Linked DNA regions of Mus musculus: region 2 is linked to region 1. A link is a loop called in an ENCODE intact Hi-C map of the cell type or tissue named here. Cell type or tissue: heart. All regions are shown on one strand. Each heading gives the region's core, and the rest is flanking DNA. Links, peaks and the distances in the headings are about the cores only.

Region 1 (8,000 bases), core at 1-8,000:
TACTACCACCCCATCATTTACATTTCACAAGTTCAACTTCTGTCAACTTGTGCCTTCAAAGCTGATTCACAATTTATTCTTCATATGTCTTACTTCATTGCTTTCAGCTATCATTCACACTGATTTATTTCAAAATATATCACTAAAATCATGAAAGATCAAATCCTTCCCTGTCTATAACTTTCCTCTCTCCCTATGATTTTATTTCCCTCACCTTAGAAGGTACTTCTACTATGAAGACTCCTTAAAGATCAGCCTCTCTTATGTTTTCTGTTCCTGAACCTTGCTATATCCCATTTCCCATGTGCATCTCCCATGCCTTCCCTACAGATTTAGAGGTCATAAAATTCATGTGGACAAGAACAGGCTTCCCTTTCATTGTCTATACATGGGCAACTTCAGGTAATGTATTTTCCTGAGCTACAGTAAGCCTAAGTCTGCCCTAGAAGCCCTCAAAATGCATGCTCTTGCTGCCTTAGCCTCCCACGTAGCTGGTTTTACAGGCCTATGCCACACAATCTAGTATCCAATTTCATCAGTCAGTGTCAGAGGCAAAGCTAAACTATCCAGTGCTTTGAAGAGTAAAGTCCTGGGCAGCCTCTTCAATGGGATTTGATCTAAACTTCTGGACACCCAAGTAGCTTCCTTCAGTTCCATATCTGCACCACTCACTGTCCTTCAATCATTTACTTTCGCTGGAGTCAAGTTCTAGGCACTCCTTAGCTGAGAACTCTGAAACTTAATGACTTAGAGCTTGGGACAATACCAGGCTGGTGACTTAAACAAGGTATTTCCTTAAACACTGAAGAGCCAAAAGTCTGATTAAGTGTGCTAGCATGGTCCAGGTCCTGCCAACAGGTCTTCCTGCCTTGTGGATTATTATTTTCTTGCTGTACTATCCTTCCGACCTATTCAAACTCAGTCACCTGAGCGACTCACTAACACTACCACAGTGGGGATTAGAGGTCAACACATAAATGAAGGAGAGACGCATACATTCAGTTCCTAGTGAGCTGATTCACTCTTCACTCTCCATTTTATCTTTCCCAAGAATAGGCCCTAGCCTCTATCTCCACTAGACCCTCACTGGATAATACACTCGGATTTGACATTTTCCCCCTTCTCTTTGTACTAAAATTATTGAGTCCTGGGACTTAGAGAGATGGCTCTATGGTTAAGAGCTCTCAATGCTCTTAGAGAGGTCATTAATTTGGTTCCTAGCACTCACATTTGGAGCAGCTTAACTCCAACTCCCGGGAGTCTGATGCCCTCTTACTGCACTCCTTGGGCATACACATGCATGCACACAACTTAATAAAGCAGAGTCCTTGATGCTTCAATGTTTCTCTTCCTGACTAGCAATCTACTTTTTTCCCCTTCCTTCCTCTATGACCCAAAGCCGGGTCTCATGTATTCCAGACCTGCTTCTAAGACTGACTCTGAGTGTCTGCTCCTAACCCTACCCTCCTCACGGATTCCAGGTGTGAGTCACAATACGTGATTTGTGTGATGCTGGGAATCAGACCCAGGGCCCATGTATGCTAAGCAAGCATTGTAGTAGCTAAACTATATCTCCAGCGCTTGTAGAAAATACAGGTATGGCCTGGCACACTGCACTTCTAAATAAGAGAAATGGCACGTCATGATCCCGAAGAGAGAACACTGAATTCTGAGGCCGATGGCCTGTGGACAAGTCTGCACTCATCTCCTTTAATGTGCTTCTTTCGTGTGGCATTAGTGTTCACGATCCAATCCAGGGTAATGGAAAGCCCTGCCAAGGTTGAGATGGGCCCTGCCCTACACGCACCACATTTACCAAAGTTTTTCCCAGCCATCTTTTCTTCTTTGTTTCTGTCCTCTTGCTTTTCAAACGTAAACTTCCCCCCCCCCAAAAGAATTCATTAATAATCATGCCAACAGACTCAATATCAAACATCAACTATCATCAAATCTTCTCTACTAAAGAAATTACTTAATTTTTTTCCCTACACTCATGTCTGAAGGACATCTTTTTTTTTTTAAGATTTATTTATTATATGTAAGTACGCTGCAGCTGTCTTCAGCCACACCAGAAAATGATGTCAGATCTCATTACTGATGGTTGTGAGCCACCATGTGGTTGCTGGGATTTGAACTCAGGACTTTCGGAAGAGCAGTCAGTGCTCTTAACCGCTGAGCCATCTCTCCAGCCCAAGAAATTACTTATTTAATTTAGCTTCAGGCAAGTTCTCCAGACAAGGGCATAATGCAATCAGATTATTTGACAAAATATCACACAAATGGCCTGTAGTTCAACTGCTACTTCTTTGTTCTACCTCTGAAACTTGACAAGCCAGGTCTCCCTTGTAGACATTTCCTCCTATAACAATGCCTTGTTGAGCTCTGTTTACAACATTCAACACCTTTGCTAGTCCAAACTCCCAAAGCTCTTCATATTCCTTAAAAAAAAACCAATGTACCCAGGTTCTTCACATCAATGCTCCATTTTCTCTTATTAGTCACTTTTCTTTTGCTGTTACAAAACAACTTAAGAAATTGGTTTGCCTGGGTGTTGGCTCCAGAGGAAAGTCCACAATGGCAGAGAAGGAACTGCATGGAAGCAAGAGAAGGAGCTGAGCATGGCCCTTCCCATCAACACGAAAAGTGCAGAGGGAGCAGGAACTCATGTGCTTCCTCCAGTGAGGCCCCACCTCCCAACACTGCCTAAATTCCCCAAAAATCATCTACTGAAGACCATGTGTTCAAATGTCCTATAGCAGACATAGCTCATTCAAACCACCATAGCTCCTGTTAACCAGTGTAATCTTAGCTAAGAAAAATAACCACTTGCCTCCATCAAGTTCCTATTTGAATACCACAGAAAAACTCATTCCTTCTAGAATCCTTACCCCAGTAGTCTTTTCAATGTACTATCTTCTACCTCATTAGATCAATGTACTATCTTCTACCTCATTAGATTCCCCAGCCAAAAAATGTTAAATTCCTCCTCAAGTCCTTCTCCATCAATAGTAAAAGATATTCTTCCTATAATCCTACAAACAACTTTCATTTACTTTTATGGTACCAGAGACAGAAGACAAGGTCTCATGCAAGATAAACCTGGGCTCTACCACTGAGCTATATGCTCAACTCTCTTGTTACTCTTTATTTTAAGACAACGTCTCACTATGCTGCTAGGCTCACATTCCTGAACTTTCAACTGAAATCCTGTCTCAGCCCTGTAGATAGCTGAGACTACTGACCTGAACCACCAAGTCTTATCCCACAACACTGCACACGTGCTCTGTTGTGGATGTAGAGTAGAACTTAATTTCCACAGCAATTTTGTGAATGAAGTATCATTTAAAAGTAGAAAGTAATTAAATTTTCTCTCTCCTCTCTCCTCTCTCCTCCCTCTCTCTCTCCCCCCTCCCCCTCCCTGTCACACACACACACACACACACACACACACACACCCCTCTTCACTGCAGATCTCCTGACACTGAACTTCGTATTTCTTAGGCAAAGGCCATATAGCTCAGTGGGAAAGCATGTTCAAGGCCTAAAGTTTGGTCCCAGGCACTGTAAAAAGAAATAAACTGCACATGTCTTAAGGCCCAGTATTCCAAAGGGGTGTTCTTTGTTTAATAAGACGTGGGGAAGTCTCGTTCCTATTTGAAATAATTTTACTCAGCTGAACTCTACTTGTCTCTTTTGGGCTTCCCTGGTCATCAGTCCTGACAGCCCCAAGGCACACACTCTGGTATCATGGCCTGATTAAGTCAATGAGCAGCATCTCCCTCCAGTCCAATTGCTAAGTCCTTTAACTTCTGTGTAACAAGATCAAGTGTTATAATTATCTAAACCTTATTATATTTAAACTATAAATAATATTCCACCCACTCTTTAAACTTAAGCTTCACAAATCAACAAGTACTTTACCCATCTGATAGGAAAAGCAGCAACTAATACAAACAGAGGCACTACTCCAGACGACTGTAGAGGGCAGCAAAGCAACACAAGTATCCTCAGAGAAAACCCTGATCTTAAAGGACACCATCAACATTAAAGCTTTCCAGGACAAGAGGCCTGTGGAATGTTATAAAAATCTGCAGAATACACACACACACACACACACACACACACACACACACACACACACACACACATTATCCATGTATTTAAGTGTGTTTATATATAAATAGTTTACTAAACAATGCATGGCTTCAAAATAGGTACCATAATTACTACTAATTACTTTCGGTCTTGAACTGAAAAGGTTTTCTCACTGAAACTATGAAAATAATCTATTTTTACTTTTGAACTATCTTCTTAGATACAGCAATAAAATGTCATACTTTAACCAGGCAGCCATATTTTTCTAAAACATACCTGTTCATTACCATTGCCAACCCTAGACTTTAAATACTGTCTTTTTTCATTTCAAAACCAGTCAGGTATAGGGTCTATATCAATTTATAAAAAAGAGAACCTTTTGACATTACAATAATATACAATAAGCAAAAGAAAAGGGCAACTCTTCACTGGTATTTTATGTTAAATTTCATTCTGTTTAAATATTGCTTGTGAATAAGAAACTAATACCAAAATTGATATTCAATACGAATGTGTTACTGACATGTTTCTAGAGTCTTATGCTAGTTATTTGTTTATCTCTTTCAAGTTTTACAAGAATTGCAAGAATTCAGAGTAGCTATGTCAGCTATGAACATAAGCACACTTCCAAGTTAGTGAGAAAATGCTGCTGATGTTGTAGCCCTGCACACTTAAACCAAGGTCCCAGTGTTCTTTGTGTGCATTATCCCACCCCACTCTGAGTTGTAATCGCTTCAAAAACAATTAAATAAAAGGCATTAAAAAAAAAAACATTTTTTCTAAGTAAAGGACGTAACCAATTTCTAAACCAGTTAAAATCATTTTACCGACTGCCTTAGCATTAAGTTGAACTTAGAGCCATAAACAATTATCTCTAATTTAAATCAAATTGGATCCACAATGACAAGACCATTATGAAATGAATTTTAACCATTATGAAATTAATTTTAACCTAACTCAGTGTAGCTATACTTAAGAAATTTTATTCTATGTCTTCAAAAACAAAGGTCCAAAATATTTTGTAAGGCCAATCATTTCTATCCTGCCCAATTCACAGAATCGTTTGTTTAAAGCTAACCCTGTCGAGCTTTGCAGTGCTGCATTCATTATAGTTTCGTTCTCTGAAGAGTGCAGGTCATTCTTAATTGTGCTGTTCTAAGTTACTGACTTGAAGGGCTGGCTCTATGCACAACCTATTTTTAGGTTTTCTATTTGGTACTTTCATGTCTTCCCCAACAGCAGCTCTGGAATATTTGCATTATAAGATAACACACTACCAATCATAAGTCTACCCACTTCATGCACATCATAACAATATACCCCCACTGGAAGCTGTTTAAACTACATCCACACTACTTAAATAACGCATAGCTGATTTTTACAATACCACTGAAGAAAATTTACATTCCTTCAAAAGGGCTATTTTATTGAACCTCTTCAAATGCAAAATGGGTATAGCAATGAGAAGCCAACAGATAAAACAAAACAAAACAAACCACAGTGGGAAAGCACTGCAGGTAACAAAGCCCGGCCTATCAATCTTCCCTAGTTTGCACCTCAAATTTAAAATACATCTCAACAGTTCATAGCTCCCTTAACATATTTTGTATAGTATAGCTTTTACAATATAATAAGCATTTAATAAAAAGAATAGTTAAAATAGATTGCTTCATGAAACAAGCTTTTAGACCACTAATAATCTAATGCACACTGTGAACTTTTTTGTGAGAGGTATTAATTATTTAGTATATACCTTTTCCAATTCTCAAATACATTAATCATGGTATTTTCTTCCTAAGACGAATGTTCCATGAAAAAATCCTACCAACACTATTCTGAACATAAAACCACAGGAAAATGGATTTACATTCTCACAGTACATATGCAGCTGTGAGGGACACCTTAATGAGGAAAGCCATTCTTACAGCAAGTACTTTAGACTGTAAGTTGGTAAAACAATGTGATTATAATCCCATAGAGGATAACATACTTCAGAGACAATTTATAGTTTACTGCTTCAATGTCTCAAGTGGTAGCCATCAGCTACAATACATCTCACTATTAAGAGCATTCAGTGTGGCTTATCCAAACTGAACCTATCTGTAGGTATAAAATGCCAGGACTTCAAAAACTCTAACATAAAAATAAGTATCTACAATTTGAATATCAATTATATGCTGAAATGGTATTTGGTTATCTCATGTCATGTTTATTTTTTAAACCTTTAAATGCAATGTTAGGAAAACATGATTGTGTAGGTCCGATTACACCATATTGTACACATGTGCACTTAAGACTAAACTTGATTTTGTTGCTAAACCCTTGAAGTCAGGAAACTCGAGTGGCCCACCCCACCCCATGAGAAGCACATGCAAATACAGAAGGGTGAAGAAGATGGTGCAGTGTGTCTCTTTCAAAATCTGCTCACCTGGACAGGCTGTAAATAAAAAGGTTGCAACAAGGAGAATCACCTGGGGGAAGATTCTAAAAGTGTCTCTCAAGACACCTTGAAACTCCATGCTCTCCAACTCACAATACACAACTCTTCTACTACCTACTTATACGATTAGTACAATGAATGGTAAGCAATCAATAACCCTACACTAGTTTAAAGTACATACGTGAAATCTATAAGCGTAAATTATCCTAAGGTAACCATAAAATATGAAATAGAGAAGTATCAAGACAAATGTGCGGCAATCCTCACTGAAATTTTAAGTTGATGGCCTATAAGAGAGCCATTTAGGAAAAAACTTCAAGTCCACCCTTAAAAATGTTTCCAACAAACCTAAATGAATGAACTGTCAGACTCTACTAAAAAATAATAAAAATCATACAGGGAAGAGAGAAGGCTCAGTTGTCAAGGTGCTTTTCATGCAAGGAAGAAAGAGTACTGGGGTTCAAATTCCCAGAACGCACATAAACACTGGGAGGTTGTAATTGCAACCCTGGGAGGAACAGGCAACTCCAGGCTAGCCAGACCGGCCCTGTCTTCCAGCTCTGGGTTCAATTGAGAGACCTTGCCTCAAGGAATAATGTAGAGAATAGACAGAGTCTGTCAATCTCTACTTCTGACCTCCATGTATACACCCACATACATGAACCTACATAAATACGTGCACCCACACATATGTGGACATGCATACACATACATGCATACATATGAAAAAATACATAGGCTGGGTGTGGTGACTAATGCTTTTAATTCCAGCACCTGGAGGCTAGAGGCACACTGGAGCTCTCTAGTTCGAGGCCAACCTGGTCTACATAGTGAGTTCCAAGATAGACATATCTGCATAGTGACACTTTGTGTCCAAAAAGCAAAGAAAATAAGTAATTTTTAAAAATTAAGATCATGAGCTTAATGAAATTCAGTAAAGTATCTGTGTCTAAGAATTAAAGGGCAATTTTAAGCAAAAATGTATTTAAAAACCAAAAGTATGACAAATTAATGATGTTTGGATATTCGAAGTGTTTTCAGAATGCTTGGCACACAGAATACTTAAAATTCTATTATCGTCTTAAGGATTACTTTACTCTGATTTGCATATTAATAGTAATTATTAATTAAATGTCTTATCTTTTGAAAACCATATAGTTCTTACTGTCAATTTTTATGGAGACTAAGAGTTAATATGATAATCTATAGAAATACACTTACTACTTTTTTTAAAAGATGTATTTATTTATTATATAAAAGTACATTGTAGCTGTCTTCAGACGCTCCAGAAGAGGGCGTCGGATCTCTTTACAGATGGTTGTGAGCCACCATGTGGTTTCTGGATTTGAACTCAGGACCTTAGGAAGAGCAGTCAGTCAAAATTCTGTTTTTAATAAGACTATCATAGCTATCTTCTCTTCAATCAGTTTTTAATGACTAGCAATAACTATAAAGTTTTATTTAA
Region 2 (13,311 bases), core at 2,663-10,662, 440 kb after region 1:
AGCATTCAAGTATCATTTTATTGGATAAATAGCATATCCTATGCTGGCTATGGAAATCTGAATCTTTCAGGTTTTCTGGGCACTGGCATGTTCTTTAATTCCCCAAATATTCTAATATATAAATAAGTTTGAACTTTAGTTTTGTTAGGTGACTTAGAAACCACACAAGGGCATTTAGGGTTCACATGATCCATGTCTGAGCTATGTCACAATAAGTGTGGTTAGAGAAGGGGTTTCTGTTCTTTCACATGGACTATGAAAAGGGAGAACTGCTCAGATTGTTGAACTCGATGTTTACTGTGATCAAAATGAGGCTGCACATCAGAAAATGCAGCAGTCTGTTTAAAGTTTCATGGCCTTTAAAAGAGCAACCAGGCTTCCTGGCTGTAGCTAGATCCAGTACTCACTTGAGTTTTATATTTTTCCTTGACTAACTAATAATGAACAAACCAATATTTATCTTTTAAGATTTTAAAACTACATAATATCTACACACACACACACACACACACACACACACATTTATCTATACATGAGGGATTGGATATATATGTGTATGCTTGTCACACATACACATATGTATTTGAGAACCTCAAGATCAAGTAATTTGTGAATTAGCACACTTTGCATGCCATTTTCCTATTGTTTTATAAGACTGACATTTGACAGCTCTATTCTTCCTTTAAAACCTGAAACTCTGTAAAATTCTTTTTGCTGTACTGGCTTCTCTAGCTCAGTCCCACGCCTGCAGTGCTTTGAATGGCGTGTCACAGTATTGACTCTAGGGAAGATTGCGGCCATCTTGTTTTTTTCAAGCTTATTGTGGAAATTACTTAAGGCCACTTGCATCCATGATTTTTCCTGTGGATGACAATGTGTAAGAAAGCAAATACTGCCTGATCACGGCACAGGGGAGGCTGAGAGTTGAAGCCTGAGGCAGAACAGATGAGATGATGGAGCGGAATATGAGTTAAGGCAACCGCCAGGGATTCCGTGATGAGCAAACTGATTATTTTTTTATGTAGCCTCTATTCACATTTTTATGTTTGATTTTGTCCTCTGATTGTAATGACAGGTTGTGGTTACACATTATTAAAGATGAATACTAAGGAAGTGACTGAGGAGTATGATTGCTGGCATCCCAGCAGGGAGGAGATGCAGAGGGGAAGGCCCATCTTTCCCTTTGGTCTTGAATAGTGCATCTCTTTTCCTCACAGACTTTGCAATGACCTTGCAGAATGTTCCTTACTCGGGAGAGCACTGGTACAGCTTTGCTGCCTTCCTAAGCCCTGACCCAGTGGGTGCTGGAAGGAGGTGAAGGACAACACTCTTGCAGCTCTTGACATCTTTGTTTGCTGACAATTCATGTTACTCAGGAATGGTGTGGCATTTAGGAATCCATATGTGAAACTCTTCTTTCAAGTCCGTTAAGCCTTTCTCAGAAACACAGCCACTACTAAATCTTTCTGAGGGGACAAGACTATCTGGTTTTTATTACTTGGGAACACCGTACACAAGATAAGACTGATGTTTTTGAAGATCTCTAGAAATACTTGTTAATTAGGTCTTAGTCATGAATATGTAATCTAAGACTGTGCATTTGGTTTTACTTCAAGTTTGGGGTTTGTTCTTGGTTTGAGATCCCCATATTTTACATAAGTAGAAAGAAACTTTTATCAGTAGACAGCAAATACCATCTATGAGAATGATTGCTTCAGTGATGTGAATAATAGCAAAATGAGTAACTACTTGAAATTCCTTTGGAAAGAGAATTATTGGGTTAAATAGTTACTTTGAAATACTTACTGTACAATAAAGAAAAGGAGTAAACTACAGCTACACACACACACACACACACACACACACACACACACACACACACACACACACAAGCCATAAACTGAAAATAAATCTGCAAGCCCATGTGCTGGTGAATTTACAGGAATAAAACATTCTTTTTTACACCGGGTGGTGGTGGCGCACGCCTTTAATCCCAGCACTCGGGAGGCAGAGGTAGGCAAATTTCTGAGTTCAAGGCCAGCCTGGTCTACAAAGTGAGCTCTGGGACAGCCAGGGCTATACAGAGAAACTGTGTCTCAAAAAAAACCAAAAAAAAAAAAAAATCTTTTTTTTATTCAGATTCTAGAATCATTTACTAATTATACAAAGTAGAGAATCTAATGATAGCTACTCAAAAGACATATAAGAAAGGTAAAAAAAAATTCTAAGAACTAATATTGTTAGGAACTGCAGCTCCATGAAAATTAAAGTTGTCACTATTTGCAAAAGATTTTATTTCATACATAGGAAAATACTCTACCAAAACTTTCCAAACTATTGGAAATAATAAATAATGATATCAAATTTCAGGAGGAAAAATCAATGTGTAAGAATCAAATTTCTTAAATACCTGTTAAATAGGTTACACCGTTAAGAATATAATCAATATTTACAGTGTAGCATTTTTTAAACATGGAAATGCTAATTCACCTTGTAATAGTGTAGATAAATGCTACATGTTTCATCATTTACAGAAAGAGGACCTGATTTAGAGAGGTTAGGACACTTAGCCAATGACCAAATCCCTACAACCAGCACTTTGACCAGGCATCCTGATAACAGAGTTCTTATTACCTAATATTCTTCATTATATTATCTGACCTTTCCAATAAGTAATGCCAACATTTTTGCTTATTGACATATACCATAGAGAACTTTTCCTCATTGCACAATCAAACATTATAACTGTGTCTCTGGGTTTGTGGCATTTACATTGCTAACAGAAAAAACAAAAGCAGATTAACTAAAATTTTATTCTAAAAGAGTAGCTAAATAATTAAGATATATTCATACAGAGTGATATGTTACAACAATAAAAAGAAACAATATCATGTAAATTAATATAAAACTATTACTGAGTTATATAATAAAAATAGAAAAACATTTATTATATGTAAATATCTATATCCAAATACATGTAAGTGATTTTACTTATTAGTATTTAATTATATTCATATATCCATTCAGTCTCTTAAGTTTACACACCCCATTACCATAATTGAATGCTGACCAATAATTATTTGAAAAAATAAAATTGAGTTAAATTTAATGAATACAAATGTGGGCATTGAAAAATAGCTTAGTGGTTAAACATGCTTACTGATCAACACTGAAGAGCTGAGTTTGGACATAAGCCTGCATATAACTATTTAAGCCTGGTCTGACATCTACCTATGATCCTAATCTATCTAGGGTGGAATCAGGAGGATTGTTGGGGCTTGGGGGCTACCAGCTCAGCTAAAAAGATTAGGAGCTCCAGGTATGTCTTAGTTACTTTTCTATATTTGTAACAAAAACTATATGACTAAAGCAGCTTATAAAAGAAAGTGTTTAGTTGAGCTTATGTTTTCAGAGGTATAGAGTCCATGAAGGTGGAGCAAATGCATGGTGAACAGCTGAGAGTTCATAAGTTGATCCATAAGCAAGAGTCAGAGAGGCACAGAAGAAAATGGGACATGTTTTTGGTTTTTTTTTTTTAAATCTTAAAGTTTGCCCCCAGTGACACATATATTCCAAAAACGCCACACCTTCCAATCCTTCCAAAACAGTTTTACCCACTGGAGACCAAGTATTCAAACATATGAGATGATGGAGGTGGTTCTCATCCACACAAACACAAGGTTAATAGAAAGACCATGCCTCAGAAAAACAGAGTCTGTAAGAAGCTAACTAACACCATCCTCTGTGCTTCTTGATCATGGGTGCCTGGTGCATGGTGCTTGGATATAAAATAATGTATGCTTATCACAATTACACAAACACAAACATACACACTATGTAGTGAAATATACTAATAGCTGTGATTTTTATTGTTGACAATTTCAGGAAAATATTGCATGCTAGGAAAGTATAGCATTTCACGATTTAAAAAATATTTAAAATGTTTTATGAAATTAAATTATCTTTTTTCTAGAAACATCTTTGTATAGAAATATACTCGGAAATGGGCATAAAAGTTTTCTGAGATTATAGCTTCATTTATACAATGAAAACTTGGGGACAGCAAGATGGATCAGCGAGAAAAGGTGCTTGCTTACAAAACTAAAGAGTTGAATTTCTGGCACTCAGGTAGTGGTAGGAAAGACTCAGGTCCTACTGGGTATTTTCTGGTGGGCACATGCCCACACCCATATACATAAAATGAATGAAGAAACAAAAGATAAAATCTTAGAAATCAAGCATATTAGTTATGAGGGCTGATATGACAGGGCACCACAATCTGGGTACATTTATTTGAACATTCTTTTCCTGTCCTAGATACTAGACATCTAAGACCAAGATAATGGGAGGTGTGATTTCTCCAGTGGCTACTCTCTATGGCTTGGAGAGATGGCTGCTTTCTTGGTATGCTCTGCATTGTCTCCCCTTTTTTAGAGACATCAGTTCTATCTCAACAATTTCACATTAACCTACCATTCTTAAGGCCCTAGGCTTATGTATGGTCCTATTCTGAGGGAAGATGGAGAAGATCCAACATGCACAATTCAGGTCAATTATATCAAGTAAATAAAAATTCAGCTGCTATTAAAATTAGGAACCACACCTAATAAAAGTGGAAATCATCAGAAGCATCGCAAAAATGGGAAATAATATATACAAAACATTAAGAAACACATTTATAAAATGTGGGGCTGTGACTTGTTGATCGGAGTCTCTGCGACACTAGAATATTCATGGCTGTCATTGCTAAATAACATTATCATCATTATTTTCTTTTGTATATTCAAGGTTCTCTATGATGAGTGTTATCTCTATGATGAATATTATAATAAGAAAAGCTTCTAATTTACTACATTGATAAGATAAAAAATTAAAAGGAGACACTAATACACCAAGGGCACCATGCTCTGGTTAAATATATTTATTACCTAATTCAACCGGAAGTTGTTGGTTGCTGACAATTGCCTTCCCGCCAGGATGAGTGGGAGGATTGGAAAGAAAGTTATTTTGTTATGTAAAATGCTTATGCTTTTTCGTGTCTGTGACCTGAATTTATAAATTTCTGATTTAATGTATAACTCAATTTTTTGTGATATTTAGATAAATGTTTGTATGTAACCTCAGCATATTCTGTAATGTACTGAAAATGAAAGAGATATCCACATAAGAAGACCGACAGACAGGCAGACAAAAAGACAGAAAGAAGGAAGGGGAAAATGACTTCATGCATTGAGTTATTGTGGGCATCTATAATAGAACAATATGAGCCTGGCAGGCTTATTTGGGAAAATGTATTGAGACCAGCGGAACAGACATTTCTGGGAGTTAAAACATGGAAACAAATCTTAGCAAAATAACATTGTGAAAACATCAGACATATGCCTGGGAGGTTTTGAGTTTAGAATGATGAAGTTACAAAGCTTAAGCTTCCTTACTAGTGTCTACAACCAGAACTACCGAGACACTGGGAGTATGCTATAATCAGGCTGTGCCATATGGAAGGCACTAGCCACAGGTACACATCGAAATGGTTCTGGTTAAGTTCAGTACTGAATTTAATTCTACTTAATTTTCACTATTTAAAATTTAACACTGTCTCCCAAGTTGGATATGCAGGTCCAGTTTACAACTTGGTGGTAACATCATACATAGATCTGAATTTTTCAGCCAATAGGACAGTACGAGGATGTAATCCTTTAAAACCCCTTGTAGCACATGACTGTATTATTCTTTAAAATGAAAGTTAAGGGCCAGTTCTCTTTTTTTGGAAGATACAAAGTGCTAACTTGGGGGGCGGGGAGATGATGAATGGTCATGCTGTGGATTATCCAAAGTATCTTTAATACATGCATCAAATTTCAAGAGTGGTAGTAATCATAGTCTTCAACCTAAAATGCTTATCATTTTGTTATAATTCAAGTAAAGGTGACAGTATAAGTAAGTTCAAAATATAGTATCAGTATACCTACAATTATAGATTGATCATACATTTCTCAAATACACTTGTCAAAGAAGTATGACTTTGAATGACAGGATTCTTAGCTGCTGGTCAGTCATACATAGTAGATACCAACTTGAGGGTCCATAGTGCTGAAGACAGGCTGCACCAGAGACAGATCAGGCTCTGCCTTTAGCTTCTGCACCACCTGCATCAGCTTTTTCTTCTTATGGGGCCAAGGTCAGGGCAGTGACAGAAACCAATGCACATCAGCACCCTCTGGCCGCAGAAGTTGGCTTTGCATCTAGGATAGCCCTTGTGGTCCAGCACGCTGAAGTCACCCTGACCCACAGCAGCCTGGTTCAGGGGCTCTGCCCATTGTCGTTGGTGCCACTGTTCTTCTCAGCTCTTCTGGCCAGCTAGGCTCAGCCCTGTTCCAAACAGGGAGGTAATCAACAGTCTACTTCTTCACCCAGAGCTTTGAGGCTGGCCCTGTCCTGGCAAGTGCTGGGAATTTACATACAGAATTAACTGAGATCTTGAGAAGGGGTTTGAACTGTGAGAGGTTGGGGCCAAGCTTTGGGCCCTAGAGTCAGTAGCATCCTGAAGCTCCTAGAAAAGAATAGTGGTGCCAGAAGTCAGAAAAGAACAGACAAGGTTCCTGGGCCTCGACTGCTGAAGAAATGTCACCCCATCCATATTTAAGTAGGTTAGCTAGCTGTCTACACCGGCTCATATGAACCCAGAACAGCTCTGCCTTAAGCTGCAGCCCAGGCAACACCAAATGTACATAGCTGGTTTGCTCCAACCAGTCACTCCTAGTTATTTAACCAGGGAGTCTCAGCGTCATTACTCCAAGCTACAGAGAACGCGCACCTTAACTTCCAGGCTTCTTTCTGGATGTCTGGAAGCATCGAGAATATGCTTGGCCTGGGCACTAGAATGCATGTGTTTATTTACAATAATTTTTTCTATTTATTGTTTGTTTATTTATTTATTTATTTAAAGAAAGATAGTAAACATTAGAGTGCTTGCTGTAACTCCAGTCCAGAGAGAAAAGCCGTTATTTTCCAAACTGCCACAATGATTCCAAAAACAAACACTAATAAACAAGAGTACCTATGGGTGCACCCAATATAGTATCACAAGCAAAATTTCTTGAAATGTCAGATATCGAATTTTCTTAGCATGTGCTTTAGACATACAGCTTGAAAATCTTTATGTTAAAATAAAGGTTTGTGATTTTACAACATCCATACTATGAGTAAGCAGGACAGGAATATCTAATAAGGGCACTGAAGAGAGAACTTCAAAATTTAAATGTAGTTGCCTGGATTCTAACAAGCATTAATGTCAAGAAGTTCAATTAGGAGGGAGCACCCAGCAAGGCTTTGTCATTATGGCTTAGGCCACACTCTTTGTTAGCAGCCGTCTCAGTAACACTAACTATTGACCTTTTGCTTGGCTCTGATGAGACATTAGTAAAAGTTAAGCCTGCTGTGTTTTTCCCATCGTTGAAGCCACAGCTCTCAGGCATTTATTAAAAGGGCTTACCAACAAAAAAAAAGAAGTGAAGGAGATAAAAGGTCACTATGTAGTTTTGTCCATAGACTGAGTCTAGCAGTTTACATTGTCATCTGTTATTCTAGCTGCCTTCCCTTTAATGTGACCCAGATGCTACACTGTACTCTTCTGTACTGGGAGCCACAGAGTGCTGCCTTCATCAATGCATGGTTACATGGATTTCTATACTTCAGGGCTTGGAAACAGCATTTCCTGTTTCCTCTAAGTTTGGAGCTTTCATTTGTAATTTTTTCCATATCAAAACATAGCAAAGAACCTCTTCAACTACAATACTATTGTTGAGACAGAATGAAGGAGCATGACAATATAGCTATGAGATGTTAATGAAGAAGACCCCAGATGCCTCAAAACTAAACAGGAAATTGTCATTGCTCTTGATTGCCTACCATAATGGGATGGCAATACTCTGTTGCTGAAGATGTCACACAGGGCAAAGAGAAGTCGAGGCTAAAAGTTTCCTTTCTATTCGTGAACCCTATGGTGCTAGAAGGTGCTATACAGGCTGCAAGGAGAGAAATTGAGCTACACATCACACAATCTACAATAACGATCTACCAAACAAGATCGTTCCTCTGGTACAATAGTGCCATGGTTGTTATGGTGGTAACCAACTGCTTCCTGAATAGATTTGCAGCAAACTGCATGGAGGACAACTCATATCTATATCTGGTCATGTGTAAATGTGTTAGAAGGTCAAAGGCCTTGAGAGGAATTTACCCCTACTATTTTGCTTAATGGTCACATTGTCAAACTGCCTTCTAAGTACTCAAGTTTGTACACACAGGACAGTGGCACTCTCAGCATTTGTCAGAGAAGAATTTCATAGCAAGGACAGTAGTGATCCAAAATATAATTGATCAAAGTTTTTAGAACAATTGATGGTGGAAAATTGAACCCTAAAACCCATTTCTTGAAGGTTCATGAAACATTGCAGAAGGGACAATGGGAGATGTATAGCAATAAGGTGCTTTCTGTACACACTCAGCCTTTATACTCATGACCTCATGGCACCTGTGATTACCTTCACAACATTCTAGCATAGATGACATATTTGGCTTATGTAAGCTTACAGTAGCTTATGTGATCCTACTTCTCATTGAGGCACTACTGGAAGTTAATAGTTGCTGCTGAGGGCATTGTCAGTTTCTTCAACCTACTGATATGTTGTCTCATGCTCTCAGGTCTGTGGGAGCATCAGTAAAACTCAGAGAGGAGAAGTAGGTGGGCTTATTTGGAAAAAGAAGGGTTTCAGGATGAGAGAGAATGGAGGAACAGGAAGGGTAGTAAAGAATGAAATGAACTAAAATTCATTTTATACATGCAGTGAGCAGTGAAAGAATACATTTTGAACTTGCTCATGTAAACACAGGTTAAAACGTTTTCATGTGTAGTCTGTTTTGAAACCATATCTGAAAAAGCACAGCAGGACAGACATTCTACATATGGAAAATTACTTTTGATTAAATGTTTATCAACACTTGGAGAGAATTTCAGACAACACACATTGCTTTCATAAAATAAGTGAGTCTGGATAATTATAAAAAATAGAACTTTATTGATCAAACTGTTGCTATCTGTGAATTTTTTTTATGCTCTTGAAGCATCCATCTGCTAACCTATCCCTAGTCCTGGAAGCTTCTAGCCTCATAGACCCAATCTAAATCACGAATATTTTTAGCCACTGGGACTTACTGCTGAATAAGCTCACCCTTTCTAGATCTTTCTGAGCTCTGACTGGCTGGTTCAATTCAACACTTCTGGCTCAAACCCCTAGCCAATCAGTCTGACTGATTGAAACTGAGTTTTGTTTTGTTTGTTTGTTTGTTTGTTTGTTTTTTCTGCTTCTCATTGAATTGCTCTGCTTGACTTCAATCTAACTCTAGCAATCTGTTCTAATCTTCTGACTCCTCATTCTCTGGCTTGTAATGTTTTTACCCATGTCTAGCTTTTTCTCTCTTTAACCTGCCTCTGTAAAGCTCTTCTGATAAACCTGCTTCTGAACTTCAGCAACTGATAGAAGAGAACTAAATAGTCCTAAGAGATCGGCATGCCTATATCTCCTAAGGACTTGGATTAAAGGTGTGTAAAACCACATCTAGACCTAAGCTTTCCTTTATCTGAAATCTTACTCTATATAAGGCTGACTTTGAACTCAAGAGATCTGCTTGTCTCTGTCGCTTGATATTAAAGGTCTGTCTGTTTTTAATAGCTGAGTAATATTCCATTGTGTAAATGTACCACATTTTCTGTATCCATTCCTCTGTTGAAGGACATCTGAGTTCTTTCCAGCTACTTGCTATTATAAATAAGGCTGCTAAGAACGTAGTGGAGCATGTGTCCTTGTTATAGGTTGGGTATATGTCCAGGAGTGATAAAGCTGGGCCCTCAGGTAATACTATGTCCAAATTTCTGAGGAACTGTCAGACTGATTTCCAGAGTAGTTGTACCATCTTGCAATCCCACCAGCATTGGGTGAGGGGTCCTCTTTCTTTACATCTTCACCAGCATCTGCTGTCATCTGAGTTTTTTATCTTAGCCACTGTGACTGGTGTAAGGTAGAATCTCAAGTTTGTTTGAGTTCTCTGATGAGTAAGGATGTTGAACATTCTTTAGGTACTTCTCAGCGATTTGGTATTCAAGGTTGAGAATTCTTTGTTTAACTTGTAACCCCCTTTTTTCTTAAGATTTCAAAATTATTTTTTGTCCAATTGGTCAACATCATGTATGATATATTTTCATTCATGAGTGAAATGACTGTGGTTTAACCTTTTAATGTGTTTGTCTTGTTTTGTTCTTGTTGTTCAACACTTTCCCTAAAGGTAACATTATTTGCCACTGAGAAGTGGGAACACACACATTTTTAATTTCATTCTGAGATCCATTGCTTACTTGAATCTGCAAAACCGTACTTAAATTTTCATAGATGTTGTCTTGGGTTATATATATATATATATTCTTCATTTACATTTCAAATGCTATCCTTAAAGTCCTCTATAGGCTACCCTGGCCCTGCTCCCCTAACCACTCACTGCTTCCTGGCCCTGGCATTACCTTGTATTGGGGCATATGATCTTCACAAGACCAAGGGCCTCTCCTCGCATTGATGGCCAACTAGGCCATCCTCTGCTACATATGCAACTAGAGACACAGCTTGGGGAGGGGGCTACTGGTTAGTTCATATTGTTGTTCCTCCTATACGGTTGCAGACCCCTTAGCTCCTTGGGTACTTTCTCTAGCTCCTTCATTGGAGGCCCTGTTTTATATCCAATAGATGACTGAGCATCCACTTCTGTATTTGCCAGGCACAGGCATAGCCTTACAAGAGATAGCTATATCTGGATCCTGTCAGCAAAATCTTTCTGGCATATGCAATAGTGTCTGGGTTTGGTGGTTGTATATGGGATGGATCCCCAGGTGGGGCAGTCTCTGGGTGGTCCTTCCTTCCATCTCAGCTTCAAACTTTGTCTCTGTAATTCCTTCCATGGGTATTTTGTTCCCCATTCTAAGAAGGAACGAAGTATCCACACTTTGGTCTTCCATCTTCTTGATTTTCATGTATTTTGCAAATTGTATCTTGGGTATTCTAAGTTTCTGGGCTAATATCCACTTATCAATGAGTGCATACCATGTGTGTTCTTTTGTGATTGGGTTACCTCAGGATGATATCCTCCAGATCCATCCATTTGCCTAATAATTTCATAAATTCATTGTTTTAATTGATGAGTAGTACTCTATTGTTTAAATGTACCACATTTTCTGTATCCATTCCTCTGTTGAGGGACATCTGGATTCTTTCCAGCTTCTGGCTATTATAAATAAAGCTGCTATGAACATAGTGGAGCATGTGTCCTTATTACAAGTTGGAACGTCTTCTGGGTCTGTACCCTACTTTTAATAGATTTATTTGGTTCTCTGGTGTCTAACTTCTTTAGTTCTTTGTATATATTAGATATTAGCCCTCTATGGTACATAGGGTTGGTAAAGATATTTTCCCAATCTGCTTCTTGTCGTTTTGTCCTATTGACAGTGTTCTTTGTGTTACAAAAGCTTTGCAATTTTATTAGGTCCCATTTGTCAAATATTGATCTTAGAGCATAAGCCATTGGTGTTCTGTTCAGGAAATTTCCCCCTGTACCCATGTCTTCAAGGCTCTTCCTCACTTTCTCTTCTATTAGTTTCAGTGTCTCTGGTTTTATGTGGAGGTCCTTTAACCACTTGGACTTGAGCTTTGTACAAGGAGATAAGAATGGATCAATGTGCATTCTTCTACATGCTGACCACCAGTTGAGCCAGTACCATTTGTTTAAAATGCTGTCTTTTTTCCACTGGATAGTTTTAGCTCCTTTGTCATATATCAAGTGACCATAGGTGTGTGGGTTCATTTCTGGGTCTTCAATTCTGTTCCATTGATCTACCTGCCTGTCTCTGTACCAGTACCATGCAGTTTTTTATCACTATTTGTCTCTAATACAGCTTGTTGTCATGGACGGTAATTCCCCCAGATATTCTTTTATTGTTGAGAATAGTTTTCACTATCCTGGGTTTTTTGCTATTCCAAATGAGTTTGAGAATTGGTCTTTCTAACTCTGTGAAGAATTGAATTGGAATTTTGATGGGGATTGCATTGAATCTGTAGATTGCTTTCGGCAAGATGGCCATTTTTACTATATAAATCCTCTCAATCCATGAGCATGGGAGATATTTCCATCTTCTGAGATCTTCTTTGATTTTTCTTTCTTCAGAGACTTGAAGTTCTTGTCATACAGATCTTTCACTTGCTTGGTTAGAGTCACACCAAGGTATATAATATTATTTGGGACTATTGTGAAATGTGTCATTTCACCAATTTTTTTCTCAGCCTGTCTAATCCTTTGAGTAGAGGAAGGCTAATGATTTGTTTGAATTAATTTTATATTCAGCCAGTTTGCTGAAGTTGTTTATCAGGTTTAAGAGTTCCCTCGTTGAATTTTTTGGGTCACTTAAGTATAGTATCATATCATGTGCAAATAATTATATTTTGACTTATTCCTTTCCAATTTGTATCCCTTTAATCTCCTTTGTTGTCTCATTGCTCAGGCTAGAACTCTGAGTACTATATTGAATAGGTAGGAAGAAAGTGGGCAGCCTGAGCTATTAAAAATTTCATGAAAGTCTTAAGCAAATGGATGGAATTAGAACGTATCATCCTGTGTGAGATAACCCAGTCACAAAAGAACACACAAGGTATGTACTCACTGGTAAGTGGATATTAGCCCAAAAGCTAAAAATACCCAAGATATAATTCATAGACCACGTGAAGCTCAAGAAGAATAAAGATCAAAGTGTGGGTGCTTCAGTCCTTCTTAGACGGCAGAACAAAATACTCACAGGGGAAAATATGGAGACAAAGTTTGGAGCAAACATGGAAGGAAATCCCATCCAGAGACTGTCTCACCTGGGGTTCCATCCCATATACAAACACCAAACCCAGACACTATTGTGGATGCCAAGAACTGCTTCTGATAGGAGCCTGATATAGCTGTCTCCTGAGAGGCTCTGCCAGAGCCTGACAAATACAGAGGGGGATGCTCACAGCTAACCAGTGGACTGAGCACGAGGTCCCCAATGGAGGAACTAGAGAAAGGACTGAAGGAGCTGAAGGGGTTTACAACCCATAGGAAGAACAACAGTATCAACATGCCAACCCCCACATAAGTCTGTAGGAGCTCTCAGGGACCAAACCACCAAACAAAGAAGTAACCCATGGCTCCAGCCGCATATGTGGCAGAGAATGGCCTTGTAGTGGATAT

Evidence for each region. Peaks named below come from ENCODE experiments on the same cell type or tissue, not always from the same donor. Only the 100,000 strongest peaks of a DNase experiment are listed, where the experiment ranks them.
Region 2: a loop joins it to region 1, with 4 times the contacts of the local background. A loop is called at or near these places in 3 of 42 quality-filtered maps.

The regions. Positions count from the first base shown.
Region 1 is chr16:46,483,894-46,491,893 of GRCm38, forward strand. The region is part of intron 1 of Nectin3 (nectin cell adhesion molecule 3); the gene reads right to left. Among named protein-coding and RNA genes, the nearest start is that of Nectin3, 9.1 kb to the right of the region's middle. In heart, for the core only: a CTCF peak has its summit at 3,988 (motif pointing right); no DNase peak of the experiment used is centred there.
Region 2 is chr16:46,920,008-46,933,318 of GRCm38, forward strand. It overlaps the pseudogene Gm35687. Among named protein-coding and RNA genes, the nearest start is that of Nectin3, 430 kb to the left of the region's middle. In heart, for the core only: a CTCF peak has its summit at 6,229; no DNase peak of the experiment used is centred there.